3 separate regions of the Mus musculus genome follow, and regions 2 and 3 are each linked to region 1. The links are chromatin loops, found by intact Hi-C in ENCODE. Cell type or tissue: heart. All regions are shown on one strand. Each heading gives the region's core, and the rest is flanking DNA. Links, peaks and the distances in the headings are about the cores only.

Region 1 (7,816 bases), core at 1,696-6,695:
TCCGGAAATCTCGAATCCGGTCTCAGAGTCTTTCCCAGCGCGGTACTGAGCGGTGATTCAGTCGGTCCTGTCACTCCTCTGAAAGGGCGGGGTCAGGTCCCGGGGGAGAACGGGAGTGCGGTGCCGCTGTGCCTCAGGGTCCAGGGTAGAGTGGGACCCCGCGGGCAGGATTCTGCCCAAGCACCGGGTCCCAGCAGCGGGCTCCCTGCGCAGAGCAAGTCAAGTCACTGGTGAAGTCCTGGATCTGAGGCTTCTAGGTTCATACCCTCGTCCCATTTCCCGGTCCCCAGCTTAAATCTGGGGTAAGGAGGATGTAGGGGGCCCAGGCCGGATGCTGGAAGTTTATACCTACTCCCACCCCCAGGAAGTTTCACATCCTCTCTCCCAAATACCACCACCCAGGGGGAGGAATGTCCCCAGAGGGCTGCTTAAGTTTGACTTTGCATTGTCCTGGAGGCTGATAAGCTGGGGAGCTTGTGGGAAATCCGAAGTCACATTCTGCTGGCCCCTGTGTTCTCGGAGGACGTAACACCCTCAGTCCTTAAGGCTGTCAACCCAGAAAGGGACCTGACAGGGTTGGGATCTTACGGTAGTTGACTTGAGAATAAAGGAGATAGACAAGGCCCACCTGCTGGCTTCCCAGACTGCATACCTAGACGGTGAGAATTCTGGTTTCAAGTGAAAAACAAAACCAAACAAATATTATAAGGATGTTTTCATTTTAATCCCAGATATGGGATATGGGACTGCTTCAGATTGTCCATAGCTGCTAACTATGATTTGTCTCCTGCTGTAGCAGGGGTGTGGTTTTGCCAACAGCAGATAGTTTCTGGGGACTTTTCAGAGGGTATATAAATCCCAGAGCCCAGAGAGACAGGGTGGGCTATGGTTTAAGTTGTCTGGTGCAAAGAAGGAAGACGGTATTAGATATCCTGACTCCATAGCTCAAACTCTCCCTAAGGAACTCTGCCCCTGATCAGCAGGAAGTAGTCTATAAAGTCGCCCCTTCTTCTTCCCCTTTCTCCTATCTAGTGTTAGGGGGTTGAAAGTGTGGGAAGGGGGATGGAGAAGGGTGGAAGGAAGAAGAACCCACAAGAAGCTAACACCCCGCTACTTTGGGCCACCAGGGGAGCTTCAGTGGATCATGGGATTTGGATCCAAACTAGCCGGGGAGGTGCAGACCTGCTTCTCTTGCAAGCATCTGTCCCGCTGGAAGCCGTGAGGGCTCAAACACTGAAGGAACTGGTGGTCTTGAGACCAGCTTACTACCTAACAGAACCAGGACAGAGTTCTGAGGGACAGAAGGAGCTGTGCTCTCTTTACAGGGAACTTTACAGCCTAGAACTTTTACTTAGGGGTCACTTTGGTGAGCCAAGTTTATCTTGATCTTTAAAAGAGAAAATGAGAAAGGGTGGGTGTACTTGAACAGGCCTTTCGTCCCAGCATTTAGAAGTGAAGATAGGAGGATCATGGTTTTGAGGCCAGCCTGGATTTATATAGTGAAATGTTATCCTTAAAAGAAAAATTAGCATTTAGCTGGGTGATAGAAGCCAGCTTCCTATTTTAATTCCACTCCTGGGGAGGCAGAGGCAGGTGGGTCTCTGAGGTCAAGGCCAGCTTGGTTTACAGAGCAAGTTCCAGGACAACCAGAGTTGTGTTACACAAAAACACCTTGTGTCAAGACTCAAAAAAACAACAACAAACTTTCAGAGGAAACTCTGGGCAGCATAGCCCATGCTTTCCTGGTACTTGGGAGGCTGAGGTAGGGGGCTGAGGCTAGCCTGGGCAAGATTTCAAGACCCTTTCTTTTTTGTTTCTGTTTTTGAGACAAGGTTTCTCTGTGCAGCCCTGGCTGTCCTGGAACTCACTCTGTAAACCAGGCTGGACTTGAACTCAGAAATCTGCTGCCTGCCTCTTTAATTCAAGACCCCCCCTTTTTTTTTTAAAGATATTTATTTATTATATGTGTACACTGTAGTTGTCTTCAGACACTCCAGAAGAGGGCATCAGATTTTTGTTATGGATGGTTGTGAGCCACCATGTGGTTGCTGGGATTTGAACTCCGGACCTTTGGAAGAGCAGTCGGGTGCTCTTACCCACTGAGCCATCTCACCAGCCCATAAATAAATCTTTTTTAAAAAATTAAATTTTGTCTTGATTGGCCTTAAACTTCCTATGTACCAAGGATGGCTTTGCACTTCTGGTCTTCTAGCCCTGGTGCCCTGAGTTCTGGTATCATAGGCATGTCCCACCTTGCCTGTTTCATGCAATGCTGTGGATCAAACCGAGACTTCGTGTGTGCTGGGTGAGCGAGCATCTGCCAATGAACTACAATCCCAGCAAGCAATGAGGGTCTGAAGAAAGGTCAGTCATGAGAAGAGCCAAATTAAAGGCTGAACTCTGTGGACTCAAAAGAAGGTAGAACAGGGACTCAGAACAGGGAGTGCCAGAGCCTGGTCCCGGGACCTCTGCCAGCCAGGAGAGTCTTTCTGGAACCGGGGAGGTATCAAAGAAAAGCCAGCTGTCCAGAAAGGAACAAGGTCAGTGGGGTGTGGTGGTGTGCACCTGCAGTCCCACTGCTTGAGAATGGGACTTGAGAAGTACTTGGGAATGCTGGAGAAGGCCAGAGATGCTGCCTTGCTGCAAGTTGGAAGTCAGCCTACTCTACATAACAAGATCCTCTCTTAAAAAAAAAAAAAAAAAAAAAAAAAAAAGCAAGGGCTGGCCATTCCAGGCAGGGGAAATGGCTGCAACAAAGAGAGAGGGAGGGACGGAAGCCAGGGTGATTGCACAGACTTGTAATCCCCCAGCACTTAGGAGGCAGAGGCAGGAAAAAAAATCAGGATTTCAAGTGTCCCCTGAGGTACATGAGAACCTATCTCAAAACCAGAAGGGCCTGGCCTGGCAGTGCTCGCCAGTATTTAACCCCAGAATTTGGGAGGCAGAAGCAGGTGGATCTCTGAGTTCAGAGCCAATCAAAGCTCCATAGTGAGACTCTTGACCTAAAGACCAAACCCAAAAAAAAAAAAAAAAAAAAAATTTCAAAAGAGAAACAAAGAGGAAGAGGGCAGAGAGCAGGGCATGTTCATTGCCAATTGCAGTTCTATGTGGAAATAGTTTTTTGTTGTTTGTTTTTCGAGACAGGGCTTCTCTGTGTAGCCATGGCTGTCCTGGAACTCACTCTACAGACAAGGCTGGCCTCGAACTCACAAGAGATCTGCCTGCTTCTGCTTCCTAAGTGCTGTGATTAAAGGGGTGCCCCACCACTGCCTGGGTTCTGTGTGGGAAGTTTGTTGTAGAGGGTTCACCGGAGAGGACCTCTCAGACATGGGTTAAGCCAATAGATAGTCCCTATTAGCTGGCTAGTAATATGTCTGTTGTTTGGATACCAGCATAGCCCTGAGCCTTTCTCAGCTTTTAAGCACAAAACCCATGTCCTGGGTTGACATACTTCAGTTAACAAAACAGCCAAAAGCAGTACTACAGAAACCAAAAAGCAAGGTTAGTACATTTAGAGGCTTTCCCTGAATTATAGGCGTTGATGGACTAGGTCTGTTTTCATTTTGGCAGGTGGCGCTGTCTCTGTGTTGAGTTTTATGTCCTGAATGGCATTTCCCTCACGGAGTCAGTTGTGCTAAGGTCTGGGACCCTGTTACAAAGTTTCCAGGCAGCTGTCTGGCTAGAAGGCAGTTGAGGAGGAGGGGACCTGTGTTGTCATTCTATTTGCACTGCAAGCCTTCATTTATTCCTAATATACATGTTTACTGCAGCAGAAAATGTGGGTTACACTAGGAATGCTTATGTGAACAGGGAGTGTTACGTGGCTAGCTAGTGTTTCCGATGAGGCAGAATTAGGTTATGGGGAAACACCTTGGATTTCAAGAAAAGTTAGGCAAACCGAGGAACGACTGAAGGCTTTTGAGCAACAGCAGAATAATGCGATGAAAGGGGACTTGGCATTACACTGGTGTCTTGAGGTCTTCGTGGCCCAAGAGCGCCCCCTAGTGCTGCTCATTTGGATTGTTCTTTCATCTTATGGAGTAGGTGGGAGAATTCAGGCCTGGAGTTTAGGATTTCAGAGTTACAGAAACCCAGGCTTTCTGGGTCCGATTCTACTTTTTAATCCTGAGTGGCGACTCAACACTGTAGCAAAATGAGATGACAGAGGAGATTCGAGGTACAAAGTGGGCATGGCATGGGGGAGGCCCCCTTCTCTCTCTAATCTACCCTGTGCCTTTGGAACGGAGTCCATTAGAGGGCAGCTAAGCTGGTGGAGAGTGGGGGAGATGGGTGTGTGTGTGTGTATGTGAAGACAACGTCCCTGCATTTGAGAAGCGTGGATTCATAATGAGACAGGCAAGTACATTTATAATAAAACATGCCAAACACTGGGAGCAGACACATGCGTGAAGCAGCTGCTGCTAACAGCCGCGTGGGCCCAGGGCAGCCTCCTGGAAGTGTGCCACCTAGCCTCATTCTGAGGGGCAGTGGGGTGTGCTGCTTTGAGGGTGGCCAAGCACGCTCTGGGCAAGGGACTGTTGGCCAATGGTCATCATCCTGTGAGGGAGGAGGGATGTTAGTGAGGGATAAGGCTGGGTTACAGGCGATTTGTTAATGGTGATAAATTATTAACATCAGCAGGGCATAAACAGCATGGTTTTAAGGAAGGGAACAATACCCCCAAGTTGCTTTAAATCCATTAAATAAGTCCAGGCCCCAGCGGGCCAGAACCAAAGAAGGCTTTGCTTTCTAAGATTCGATTTCCCTTCAGACTCCCTTCCCTCCCTTAGATGGTGGAAATTGGAAATGTCTGGAAGGCAGTGTCCAACATCATATAGGGTGTAGCCTTGTTTTAGCCATTTGTCCCTGGCATGTGACTGAGGGTGTTTGTTTGTTTGTTTTGCAGCCTCTTCTGCCTCCCCCACGTCCACACAGAGAGAAATCCAACCCTTGGCTGAGGCCTGAAAGAAGACCTGCATTCACGCCGCGGAGGGGAGTGCTGCTCAGCTGTCAAAAGAACAAGCCCAGCAGAGGCAGGGTCAGAAGGTCCTTTCCTCTCCCTCCACCCTTTTGTTTCCGTTTCCTCTCCTCTTCTCCCCCTCCTTCCTCCATGCCTTCTGTTTGTTTGTTTATTTGTTTATCTTTTGCTCTGTGTGTTTTGAGACAGGCTCTCCCTTTGTAGCCTATGCACACCTGGAACTCCCTGTGTAGTCCATGGAAACGCTTCTGATTCGGCCTCCTAAATTCTTGGGAAGATGGACTGCTGGGGTGGGGCACTTGCTGCTAAGCCTGAAGACCTGAAATCACTCTCCGGAACTCACGTGGTAGGAGAGAGAGAACCAACTCCTGAAAGTTGTCCTCTGACCGCCACATGTAATGGGGACACAGGCAACTTGTCTAGTAGGCCTATGTATACAGCTGAGTGTTTGGACCAATCATGGCCATTTGTTTGGGCCAAACCCCCGTCTTGCCAATTTTTTTTTTTTTTTTTTTGAGACAGGGTTTCTCTGTGTAGCCCTGGCTGTCCTGGAACTCATTTTGTAGACCAGGCTGGTCTCGAACTCAGAAATCCGCCTGCCTCTGCATTCTGAGTGCTGGGATTAAAGGCGTGTGCCACTACACCCGGCTCCATCTTGCCTCTTGGCATCATGAAATTCCTCTAGTAAGCCACCAGGGGGAGTGTTCCACCCCTGTCGCAGGTGGAAATGGTTGTAGGGTCATCTAGAGATCATCAAGGCTTGGTATAGTGAAAATTCTGATACCTCCGGGAGCTTAGGCAATTGGCTGCAGTCTTTGTGTAGTTACCTCTGTCAGTGTTCTAGATTGCTGATTCTGACACAGGATGATCTGATGGCTGTGAGATTTTTGCTCCAGGGAGTCAGGGAGAGCTGATGTAGTCATGCAAACTGTCCCAAGCCTAATGTCTTTGCTAAGTAACAGGAAAATGGTCACTGGTAGGAGTGTTCACATATACACACATAGAACTTATTAACAATAAGAGTGATTTTAAAAAATGATTTACGTATTTATGTTATATATCTATGAGCACACCATTGCTGTCTTCAGACACACCAGAAGCGGGCATCACATCCCATTACCAATGGTTGTGAGCCACCATGTGGTTGCTGGGAATTGAACTCATGACCCCAGTTAAGTGCTCTTAACTGCTGAGCTCTCTCTCCAGCCCACTAAGGATGATTTTTAAAACAGATTGAAGAGAGTTCACCACCTGCTCAATGCCCCAGAGAGTGCTGAGTGCTCCTTATACGTGCCAGTAGGAAATCATCAAGACCTATAGAATAGCCGGGCGTGGTGGCGCACGCCTTTAATCCCAGCACTCGGAGGCAGAGGCAGGCAGATTTCTGAGTTCGAGGCCAGCCTGGTCTACAGAGTTCCAGGACAGCCAGAGCTATACAGAGAAACTCTGTCTTGAAAAACAAAAAAAATAATAAATAAATAAAATGTTTTTTAGGGGCTGGAGAGATGGCTCAGCAGTTAAGAGCACTGACTGTTCTTCAAAAGGTCCCAAGTTCAAATCCTAGCAACCACATGGTGGCTCACAACCATCCGTAATGAGATATGATGCTCTTTTCTGGGGTGTCTGAAGACAGCTACAGTGTACTTACCTATAATAAATAAATCCTAAAATATATTTTTTAAAATTTGTTTATTATTGTTTTGAGACAGGGTTTCACTGTGCAGCTCTGACTCTCCCAAAACACACTTTCCTATGTTTTGTCTGAATATATACATGTGTACCATGTATGTGCTGCTGTCTGAAGTGGTCAGAAGAGGACATTGGATCTCCTGGAACCACCTATGGAGTCATAAACTGTTGGGAGCACCCATGTAGGTGCCCTTTATTTTTTGAGACAAGGTCTCAAACTTATGTAGTCAAGGGTAACCATAAACACTGGAATCTTCCGTCTCCTGAGTGCTATGATTATAAGCAAACGCTACCAAGCCAACTTTAAGATTTATTTGGGGGTGGTATTGGGGGTGTTGTTTTAAGGCAGGGTTTCTCTATGTATCCATGGCTGTCCTGGAACTCCCTCTGTAGGCCAGGCTGGCCTTGAACAAGTTTTTTGTTTGTTTGTTTGTTTTAGGCAAGATAGCTTAGTGGGTAGAGAGGCTCCAACAGACTATCAAAGTGTACTTATGTGGGAGGCTAATACAATTACAAGGCTAATACTAAGATTGCCTCAAGTTTGAAGCCAGCCTTGGTTACATAGTGAAACCCTGTCACAAGACAAAATAAAAGTAAATGTAAGTACTCAAAAATCCATGGTGCTGCTGGGTGTGGTGGCACACTCCTTTAATCCCAGCACTTGGGAGGCAGAGGCAGGCGGATTTCTGAGTTCGAGGCCAGCCTGGTCTACAAAGTGAGTTCTAGGACAGCCAGGGCTATAACAGAGAAACCCTGTCTCAAAACAACAACAACAAAAAAAAATCTATGGTGCTTTCAGTAATACCCAGGGAACACTCTGCTCTCACTTTGTAACATCAATCCACACTTCTCTTCAAATGTGTATTTATTGCTAGAGTGAGGGATCCAGTAATCCCAACACTCAGGAGGCCAAGTCAGGAAGACCAGCAGTGCAAGGCCAGCCAGGCCTATATAGTGAGACCTGATCTCAAAAAGAAAATACAATTAAAAACTTGAACATTGTACTGGCTAGTTTTGTGTCAACTTGACACAGCTGGAGTTATCACAGAGAAAGGAGCTTCAGTTGAGGAAATGCCTCCATGAGATCCAACTGTAAGGCATTTTCTCAATTAGTGATCAAGGGGGAAAGGCCCCTTGTGGGTGGGACCA
Region 2 (5,000 bases), core at 1-5,000, 57 kb before region 1:
AACAAAACACCTAAATAAATAAATAAATGAACTTTTATCTGGAGAGGTAGTTTAGGAGTACTTTCGTAGTGTGCCAAGAGGCTGTGTCTGTGAGCCCCAGCATAGGGGAAGATGTAGTTGTTATGCTGTCTTTCCAGTTGCAAAGTCTCATTTAGGCTAACCTCTCCCCAGTCAAGCTTGAGTTCTACAGTGTCTTATCTTACCTGGTTATACTATACTGAGTCAACTCACTGCCCAAATTTGTGATTTCCTCTTTATATGCATATGGCTGTCATTTGCAGCTTTGAAGCAGACCCTGCTTCCCTGTGTCAACCTTTAAGGACACCCTACTGCATTTGTGAAATCCCTTAATCTCTTAGCTTTCTGCTTTATCCCGCTGCTGTGACTGTGCTGTGCATGAGGTCTGACCTTTTGCTGCATGCCACTGCCCAGCCCCTCCCCAGGCTGCTCAAATGAACCTTTTGCTTTACGTGAACTCCTTTGTCTGTAGAAATCCCATCCATTCTTTCAAGTCTAGAAAACTTCCTAAGTTACATAAAAAATTATAAAGTGTATGTGTGGTCCGTTACTCTAAATTGATGAGATGGCCTTGATGATGAAAATTCTCTGGCTTTGATTCATTCCCCTAGATTTTTAGAATGATCTAAAAATTCCACATTCTTTCCCAATCTTTGGGGACAGAAAAACTTGGTAGCAGTAGTGTGCTTGTTCAGGGAACTCATGTGTTTAAATAGAAATGGATGCTTAATGTGCTATGTACTCAGGAGTTAAATAATTAATCATAACTGGATAGACTTTTTACATATTTGATTAGATTCTATTAGAACTGTCTCCCATTGAGTGTGATTGGTTTTGTCTCTGTATTTTTATTTTATGTTTAAGTGCATGCCATTCGTAGCCATAAAAGATGCTTCCTTATTTGTCCTTGTGAAAGGAGATTCTGGAGGTTTATAGAATTAGTCTTAAGGTGGAGGCAGTGAAAGTGCACGGCTTTAATCCCAGCACGTGGGAGGCAGAGGCAGGTTGGATCTCCGAGTTTAAGGCCATCCTAAGTTCCAGGACAGCAGGGCTACCCAGAGAAACCCTGTCTTAAAAAACAAAGAAACCAAAAACAAAAAGTAGAAGCTGGTACAGAGAAGCGGTAACTGATACTATGGGCTAATAGGCTTTCAGCTGCAGACAAGTCCTGATCTCTAAGAGACACATAGTTCATGATTCTTGAGTTATTTTATGTTTTCTAGCTACACTGAAAAAAACAAAGGTACTAACCTCCAAAATGTGTGTCAATGGTGGCTTTGATTTTTGAGATAGGGTCGTTCTATGCAGCCCATGATTTCCCCTCCTAGCTTCTTGAATTCTGGGATTACAGGTGTATACTATGTAATCTAGCCTATGCTTTAATTCAAATTGTAATATTGTTTTAAAATTTAAGTGAATTTGTTGCAAAGGAATTAGGAAAAAATAGCTACACAGTGAAGAGGCATGGTCAAAATTACTATAATTAAGTGATTGGAGTGATACCAGCAAGATACTGTGACATGTGTCAAGGGCACCCATTCCTGCTTTTTTTCATGAACTCATAATCCTAGTTGTAAAAAGAAACACGTGAGTCAGATGTGTTGAAGGCATTGTACAAAAAAACTGACTAGTGCTCTGGAGAACAGCTGTCATGAAAAAACAGTTAAAGATCAAGAAACTACCACAGCAGATTAAAAAAAAGAACAGTGGCTTATGGTGTCCAGGGTTGGGTGCTGATTTCTTGGGTTGGTTGGTTCATTGGGGGTACTTGCCCAAAAGCCTGTGCCGTACTGTTGAGTGTTTTAACAAGTCATTTACAGATGGGTAACCTAATTTAGAGATAAAGTACGATGTAGATACAGAGAAAGTGCCACACACTTTGTTTCTGCCCCTGAAGAATTGTCTTCCAAATGGTGGAAGGAAGACAGTTCTCACACAGCAGGTATGATAGAGCCATGAAACATCTAAACAAGATGATACAGTTTGTTCAGAAGGGAAGAATAGATATTAAATTTGGATGAGTGACTTTTCTCTCCCCTACCCGAGGAGGTAGGATCTGAGAACATTGAAGAACAGGCAACATTCCATAATGATAGTCATTGGAAGGAAAAATATGTATCATAGTAGAGCTCTCCAGCTCTTGAATCACATAGATCAGTTCTGACACTTACTAACAAGCTCATGGAAGGACTAGGGCATGGCTCAGTAATAGAGCAATTATTTTTCATGTACAAGCTTCTAGGTTAGTTAGATCTCTAGCATTAAAAGGGAAAAAGCTGACTATGAAGAGATACATGTACTATTGATGTACTGCCACCATGAAAGGCATGGGGCTTAGAAAGTAGAGAGTATTTTGGGAGAGCACTGAGTATTGTTCAGAAAGGTGAATTAGGTTATGATGGTATTTTTTGTTGGTTCATGGCCAGAGTTACACGTGACAGGAATAAAGGATCTGTATTTTAAGATTCATTTGGGAACTGGAGAGATGTCTTAGTGGTTAAGAACACTTGCTGCTCTTGGGTAGGAACTAAATTCAGTTCCCATAATCCTCATGTAGACTACCAGCTATCTGTTACTTCAGTTCCAAGGGATCCTGCTCCTCCTCCTGGCTTACTCTGGCACTGCATGTACATGGCACACACACATGCATACAGGCAAAACATTTATATACATAAAGTAAAAGTAACCAATTCTGCTGGCACCTTAGCTCAGTTGTAGAGGACTTGCCTGGTGCATACATACACACAGTTGATTCAGTGGGAGTACAAAGTGTGAAGCGGCTGTTGGAGATTCGTATAGGCTGCTGCTGCCTTCTCTCCTTGGTTCCTTACTACTGTTACCTTACAGTGGGGGTATCACATAAATTGGACCATGAGTATGGTATTATATATATCTTTTTTGTTTTGCTTTTCAAGACAGGGTTTCTCAGTGTAGCCCTGGCTGTCCTAGTACTCACTCTGTTGACCAGGCTGGCCTGGAACTCAAAAAGATCCATCTGCCTCTGCCTCTCAGTGCTGAGATTAAAGGAGTGCACCACCACGCCCAACTGATATGATATATACTTATGGGGGGGGGTCATTGATATGTTTAGATATATTGATTGAAAATCCCTTTCATATTTTATATTCATATGTATTTCTCTGTGTGTATGGATGGGTTTGGGTATGGTTTTGCTATACAGCTCATACTTGCTGCTTTTGAAGTAGACATCTTCCTATTTTAACAAGTGCTGGGGTATAACAGATGTGTGCCATGACTCCAAGCTCTCTCTTTTAAAAGAACAACTTCAGTAGATAAGAGTTAGCATTTCGTCTGACTTCCTGTTGAGAGACGTTTCATGGTGTGTATTTTTAGTTGGTTAGTGTGCTGAGCAGAGGATGTTGTTACTGAGTTATGATTGTTTTCTCGGTATGTTCTTCTTGGATGACACTAGTGTTGCATGTAAAGGTTTTGGAATTTGACAGCGAAAGAACTACAGTCACCACTTGTGACAGTACCCGTGCATGAAGGACTTCCAGGCACTGGTCACTTCACTTTTAAAGTCCATTACCCTTATTGTTAAGGTAGCTTTATATCTAAATTTATGTTTATAATACTCAAGACTTCCCATATTTTATTAAGGAAAGCTTCTAATTATAAGAGCTTAAAATTTTTACACTTATTTATTTTGTGTTGTGGGGCAATGCTTGTGACAACTGTTGTGGAAGGATTAGAGGACAACTTTTGGAGGTGTTTCCACTGTGTGGCACAGAGCATTATGTTTGGTGTCAAGTGCCTTCATCTGCAGAGTCATTTTTCTGGCTCCAATATCACAGGCTTTTTTCTTGTTTTTTTGTTTGTTTGTTGCTTTTAAAGATAATTTTGTAATTATATTTACATACAGAAAACTTAGCAGTGTATATTTAACCCAGTTTAGTGATGAGTTTTTTAGCCTTTGCCCTTTCCAGCTTGGCAATGGGAGCCACAGACTTAGGACCCAGGATATTGCCTCCTTAGTAGCGGCGGATCTCATCATCTGTCGTTGTAATTAGACCTAATAGCTTTTACTATTGTCTTCCAAGTTAACCTGTATGAGGGCAACAGTAGTGCACATCTTCCTGTGGTCCAGTCACCCAGCCTGGCCTTTCCCTTGATGATTCAGTAAGAGACCCCCACCTTTCAACACAGGGCAGGCAGGAAAACCGCCAGCTCAATGGGCTCTGTGTTGTGGGGAGTTACTATCAGCTGAGCATTCTTCTTCCCCACCAAAGTGGTGACTATATTGACCCCTGCTCAGTCTCTTAGTTGGGGTGTCCCCCTTGCCAGCAGCTTTCTTCTTACCACAGGCACAGTAGCCTTTGCTTCTTCTCCTATTTTGTCTCTGGCTTGTACTTATGAGCAAGCTTAAGCAGCTGGCAGGAGGTACTTTGAGCACCATGTGAGATCTCTTTTGGGGTGAGTGTCCTCCAAGCTCCCTGAACACTGCTACAAGCTCCTTTAGCACCCTTTACCCACGCCCCCATTGGTCCCAAGAAAGCATTTCTTCTAAACAGCAGTTCCTGATTGTCTGACATTATCTGTACCAGCAATCCTTGGTCTCTCAGGCAGTCCTTAGTTAGGTCCTTCTGCAGGAGATGCTTTTGAGGCTGTCTCGCCCCCCCACCCACCCCCCAGCGTTTACACAGAGGTGGCCCTACCGTTCCTGCTACATGTCCACCCTTTTGTTTTTAGGTTTTGACAGCCTAGTAGGAACTGGGGTGCCATTGCCTTGACATTGTTGACCCTACCACAGAGGATTCCCAATATTCTGGACTATGTATGTCTTGGGTTGTCCTGTCTTCCAGGATCTTACCTGTCATTGACTACCAGCCCTCAAAGAGCTATCAGTCCGGAGGCATGACACACAAGGGACAGCCTACATGGTGGTCTCATGGATCTTTGCCATCCGTGCTTTGATCATTTTCTTGGGGGGAGGGGGAACGCAATCAGGACTTTCGAGAGCC
Region 3 (5,000 bases), core at 1-5,000, 270 kb before region 1:
ACTTATGAGTAAATCAACTGTAGCTGTCTTCAGACACACCGGAAGAGGGCATCAGACTCCATTTCAGATGGTTGTGAGCCATCATGTGGTTGCTGGGAATTGAACTCAGGAACTCTGGAAGAGAAGTCAGTACTTTTTTTGGTGGTGTGTGTGTGTGTCTGTGTGTGTGTCTGTGTGCGCGCGCGCGCGCGTGTGTGTGTGTTCAAGACAGGGTTTCCCTGTGTAGCCTTGGCTGTCCTAGAACTCACACTGTAGACCAGGCTGGCCTCAAACTCAGTAATCTGCCTGCCTCTGCCACCCAAGTGCTAGGATTAAAGGTGTGTGTCACCACTGCCCAGCCATACATTTTAAAAAAAGATTTATTAATGTATATGAATACACTGTAGCTGTATTCAAACACACCAGAAGAGAGCATCTGATGCCATTACAGATGGTTGTGAGCCACCATATGGTTGCTGAGAATTGAACTCAGGACCTCTGGAAGAACAGTCAGTGCTCTTAACCACTGAGCCATCTCTCCAGGCCCATACATTTTTTCTTAAAATCTGGCATTCCATGTTAAGATAAATCTAAAAAAAAATAAAGTTCTCTTATGTGTTAAACTTCTCTCATGTGTTAAGACAAACCTCACAAAATAAAGTCCACCCCCATTGTGTATCAGCTCTGTAATTACTACTCAGACTAACCAATCTATTATTTATTTGGGGAAGTTTCAAACCTACCCCAAGGTTTCAAGAATAACTTGACTTCGACAAACATTAGGTAAAGTTTACCTAATTTCCCTCAATAAATATCCATAACATGCCCGTATGAAAGCTAGTTGCTGTATCATTAAACTTCAATTTCAATTTTGAGCTATATTGCTGTAAAAACAAAAATATTCTCATTCAACCACATGACCACAATCACACTAAACACACACACACACACACACACAAAAGCCAGTGTACCATTATAAGCCTAAGCATGCTTGTGTCTTTCTACAATATTGGAACTTACCAATTACAAAATGATAAGTCACCTCATTTTTTGTTTTTGCTTGTTTTTGTTTTTCGAGACAGGGTTTCTCTGTATAGCTGGAACTCACTTTGTAGACCAGGCTGGCCTGGAACTCAGAAATCCATCTGCCTCTGCCTCCCGAGTGCTGGGATTAAAGGCGTGTGCCACCACGCCCAGCTAGCCACCTCATTTTCATTAGCTGTCAGTCACCAATAAGTAATTTCCCTTCACAGATGTGAACTGTCACTCACAGGTGCCTTTGTTCAGTCTCTCCAACTATTTTTATTTTTGGCTTTTTGAGACATTGTTTCACGGTATGAGCCCTGCATGTCTTAGACTCCCGTTGTAGATCAGGCTGGCCTGGAAGATCTGCCTGCCTCTGCCTCCTGAGTGCTGGGCTTAAAGGCCTGTACCACCATGTGTGACCAGCTTTGTATTTTTTTCTGTTCACAGATCTCTCTCTGGTTGGTTCATCTATCCACTTGTGTTAAGTTTGAGATTTTGTTTCGTTTTGTTTTTGAGACAGAGTCCATGTAGACCAGGCTGGCCTTGAAGACCCACCTGCCTCTGCCTCCTGAGCACTGGGATTCAAGGCCTGTGCTGCCACCTCCCAGTTGCTTTGTATTTTGAGACAGGGCCTCATGGTAAGCTTCGGGATGGCTTACAACTTGCTATGCAAGCCAAGCTGGGCTTAAACTCCAGGAGCTCCCTTGCCTCTGCCTGCAGAATGCTGGGTCAAAGGCCTGGTAATGTTTCAGTACAGATTCGAGATAAGGCAGTAAGAGACACACATGGATCACAAGAACTGTGCACCCAAGTCTGGCAGTGGGCTTCTCAGATTCATTGAAAAGCCATTTTCTGGTATGGATTTCGAACTTTCTATCTTATCACATTAAATATGATTGTTACAGCAAACAATTACTTTTTTTCAATGTAACCAAATTCCAAATCTAAAAACTGCATTGGGGACTGGAGTGATGGCTTACAACCATTTGTAATGGAATCTGATGCCCTCTTCTAGTGTCTGAAGACAGCTACAGTGTACTCATATAAATCAAATAAAATGAATCTCTAAAAATAACCTGTATGTGGTATCTCAATTTCAGCATTGGACAGGTGGAGGCAGGAGGGTCAGGAAACCAAGGCCAACCTCAGGAAACCTGACTCATACACTACCTGTGTGAAAACACACAACAAACAGACAAACAAGGGAGGGAAGAAGCAAACACATACAACCTATAGAAAAGAATATTTTATTGAAACAGTTTCTCAATTAACAATGGAACAAAGTACAATTTGATTCAAACCTGTCCAACCAGCCTGAACTGCTAACTAAAGAACTCCAACACACAGGAGGGAACAGTGAAGGACCTATAGGCCCCTCTGCCAATGTGGCACAAAAAAAAAAAAAAAAAAAAAAAAAAGGCGGGGTGGGGGGTGGAAAGTAGGGTGAGAGGGTGAGGTTGGGGTAGAAAAGACAAAACGACTGACATCAGGTTTGCTTTGCCCCTGCACTGGGGTGGCCCTAGCTCCGGCTACAGGTGCAATACTGGAGGACAGGCACTCTAGGCATGGTTATAGCAGGCAAGGGCCTCTCCTTCCTAGCGAAGTACACTGTCAAGTTGAACCCTGACCCCTCGTCTTTACCCACAAAGCTTGCCTGAGAGTGAGGTGGCATTTTTACATTCACTCCATGGTCTCTCCGTCCCCCAGGGTCTTGGGAAAGGGGCTCACAGTAGATAGCACATTTTTGGTCAGCCCAGGGGGAAGGAGGAAAGAGCATGAAGGGGTAGGTGTCACAGGAACTGGGGCTGACAAGGATGTCGAGTGCCTGCAGTATACTTGCATCCTTGCCAGCCACTCTCCGGACCTGTACTGTCCTGGGTCCAACAACCCATTCAGGGCTACAGGGCTTTCCCTTCTTGCCTGCTCCCCGCTTACTCCAGCCACCAGGGGTCGCATGAACCATGAGAGCATATTTACTCTATAGACAGTCCAGATGAAAGTCTTTGGGCAAGAAGACCATAGTCCTGTCTGCACAGGGAAGGAAAGGACAGAAGAGCCAAGGAGGAAGGACAAGGGAAGAGAAGACACAGAAGAGAAAAGAGGCACTCAGAAACCAAGTGGGACTGAGGCTCTGTAGACACTGGCCCAAACAGGACACTGATTTTGTGGAAGAGGAAAAGATGAAAGGATGCTGTGAAGACTGGCCACTTTCCAGTGACCCATAACATCCTTCCCACTACCAGGTCTCCAACAACTACTGGCAGCCATTCTCTCACTTACCCACAGGCAAAGAATTAAGACATAATAGTGATTTTTCCCAAACACAGGGCCAGAGAGTAGGAGACCAGAGGGTGGGGCTGGGGACAGAACTAGAGCCGGTTTCACCCATAGAGCTACTCTAGGACTGAGCAGCCACCTCCTGTCCCAGCTGAGAGAAGGAACTTGAGCCCCTGAGGGACCAACCCCCACTCCAACCCTGATGTATAATAAATAGAGGTGGTAGGAGAAGGGGCTGGAGCCAAGTCGGAAGGCAGGAGCTGGGGTTATAGTTCATCGTTCTTTGAAGGCCGCTTCTGTCCTGCTGACTGCTCTTCCTGTTCAGGTCCTGTTGGAGGGGGAGGGGAGGAGAATAGCAGTGTAAGGCTCAACAGCCTCTTCTTTCCCTCCAACCCTAACAAGCTGCCAATGCCCCAGGCTCCTCTCTTACCAGCTCCAGGACCTCCTAATTCCAGAGGCTCCGAGTCTGCTGGTTCCGTACCTGCATTTTAGAAGGAAAAGGCCAGTCACTAAACAAGTGAGACCTACAAATCCAGTGGTACACATAGAAGATGTGTGAGCCACATCTGGGGTGTCTCCCTTTTTTCTTTTTTAAATTTTTATTTAATGTTTATGGGTGTTGTGCTTGCACATATGCCTGTGCACTATATATGTGCCTTGGGAGGCCAGAATAGGGAATCAGGTCCTCTGGAACTGGAGTTACAGACAGTTGTGAGCCATCAGCTACAAGCTGAAAACAGAAACTGACTTCACTGAAGAGGAGCCGGAACTCTTAAGCATTGAGTCATCTCTCCAGACCTTTCTCCCACAAATTTTTACATTTCTCTGGTCTAGGGCTATAGAAAGAAACAGTCAGAAAGAAAAGAAAGAAAGAAAGAAAGAAAGAAAGAAAGAAAGAAAGAAAGAAAGAAAAGGAAGGAAGAAAGAAAAAAAGAATATATAAGCCAGGTGTGGTAGTGTATGCCTTTATACCAGCCCTTGAGAGGCAGAGTCAGGTGAATCTATTGAGTTCAAGGCCAGCCTGGTCTACAAAGCAAGTTCCAGGTCAATCAGGATTACACACAGAGAAGCCCTATCTCAAAAAACAAAAACAAAACAACAACAAAAAAGTATATGTTTTGCCCATGCATGTGGAGGCCAGAGGTTGATGCAGGGTTTCTTCCTCGTTGCTTGCTTGCTTTCTTCCCCGCCCCCCCCCCCGCCCCGAGACAGGGTTTCTCTGTATAGCCCCAGCTGTCCTGGAACTCACTTTGTAGACAAGACCTGCCTCTGCCTCCCAAGTGCTGGGATTAAAGGTGTGCGCCATCACACCCGGCTCGTTGCTTACTTTCTTATATATTTGGGGAAGGTCTCTCACTTGAATCTGGAGTTGGTACTTCATCTAGATAAGCTAACACACCTGCTTTAGCCACCTTTCTCTTCCACCTGGCATAGTAAATGGGCAGCCTGGCTGCATGGCATTTACAAGGGTGCTGGGGATCTCAACTCTTAGCCTCACACTGTGCAATTAAGCACTTACCACTGAGCCATCTCCCCAGCCTGTCTTTGCCCTTGTTTTTTTTCCAAAGAAAACGCAATGCTTCTAAAAACTAAAGGCCACCACATTCACCGACCTGAAATAGAGCATACTTGCCAATTTGCCTGCCCCTAGACTAATGAAATGTCTCATTCCCCAGGTCCCCAACTCACCAGTCTCTTCTTTGTCAGGTTCTAAAATG

Evidence for each region. Hi-C counts contacts between places; a loop is a spot of excess contacts. Peaks named below come from ENCODE experiments on the same cell type or tissue, not always from the same donor. Only the 100,000 strongest peaks of a DNase experiment are listed, where the experiment ranks them.
Region 2: a loop joins it to region 1, with 2.0 times the contacts of the local background. A loop is called at or near these places in 5 of 42 quality-filtered maps.
Region 3: a loop joins it to region 1, with 5 times the contacts of the local background. A loop is called at or near these places in 14 of 42 quality-filtered maps.

Annotation. Positions count from the first base shown.
Region 1 is chr9:44,122,384-44,130,199 of GRCm38, reverse strand. Gm10687 (predicted gene 10687) reads left to right here. Exons shown (of 2, transcript NR_152189.1): 2 at 4,907-6,432. Among named protein-coding and RNA genes, the nearest start is that of Gm10687, 8.2 kb to the left of the region's middle. In heart, for the core only: CTCF peaks have their summits at 4,005 (motif pointing left) and 5,679 (motif pointing right); DNase peaks (open chromatin) are centred at 2,569, 2,689, 4,009 and 4,469; H3K4me3 peaks cover 233 bases; H3K27ac peaks cover 491 bases.
Region 2 is chr9:44,180,085-44,185,084 of GRCm38, reverse strand. The region is part of intron 2 of Cbl (Casitas B-lineage lymphoma); the gene reads left to right. Among named protein-coding and RNA genes, the nearest start is that of Mcam, 48 kb to the right of the region's middle. In heart, for the core only: a CTCF peak has its summit at 2,633; a DNase peak (open chromatin) is centred at 2,634; H3K27ac peaks cover 868 bases.
Region 3 is chr9:44,389,599-44,394,598 of GRCm38, reverse strand. Hyou1 (hypoxia up-regulated 1) reads right to left here. Exons shown (of 26, transcript NM_021395.4): 24 at 4,972-5,000; 25 at 3,713-3,763; 26 at 2,230-3,610. The coding sequence ends at 3,549. Among named protein-coding and RNA genes, the nearest start is that of Gm26306, 3.8 kb to the left of the region's middle. In heart, for the core only: a CTCF peak has its summit at 2,939 (motif pointing right); a DNase peak (open chromatin) is centred at 2,918.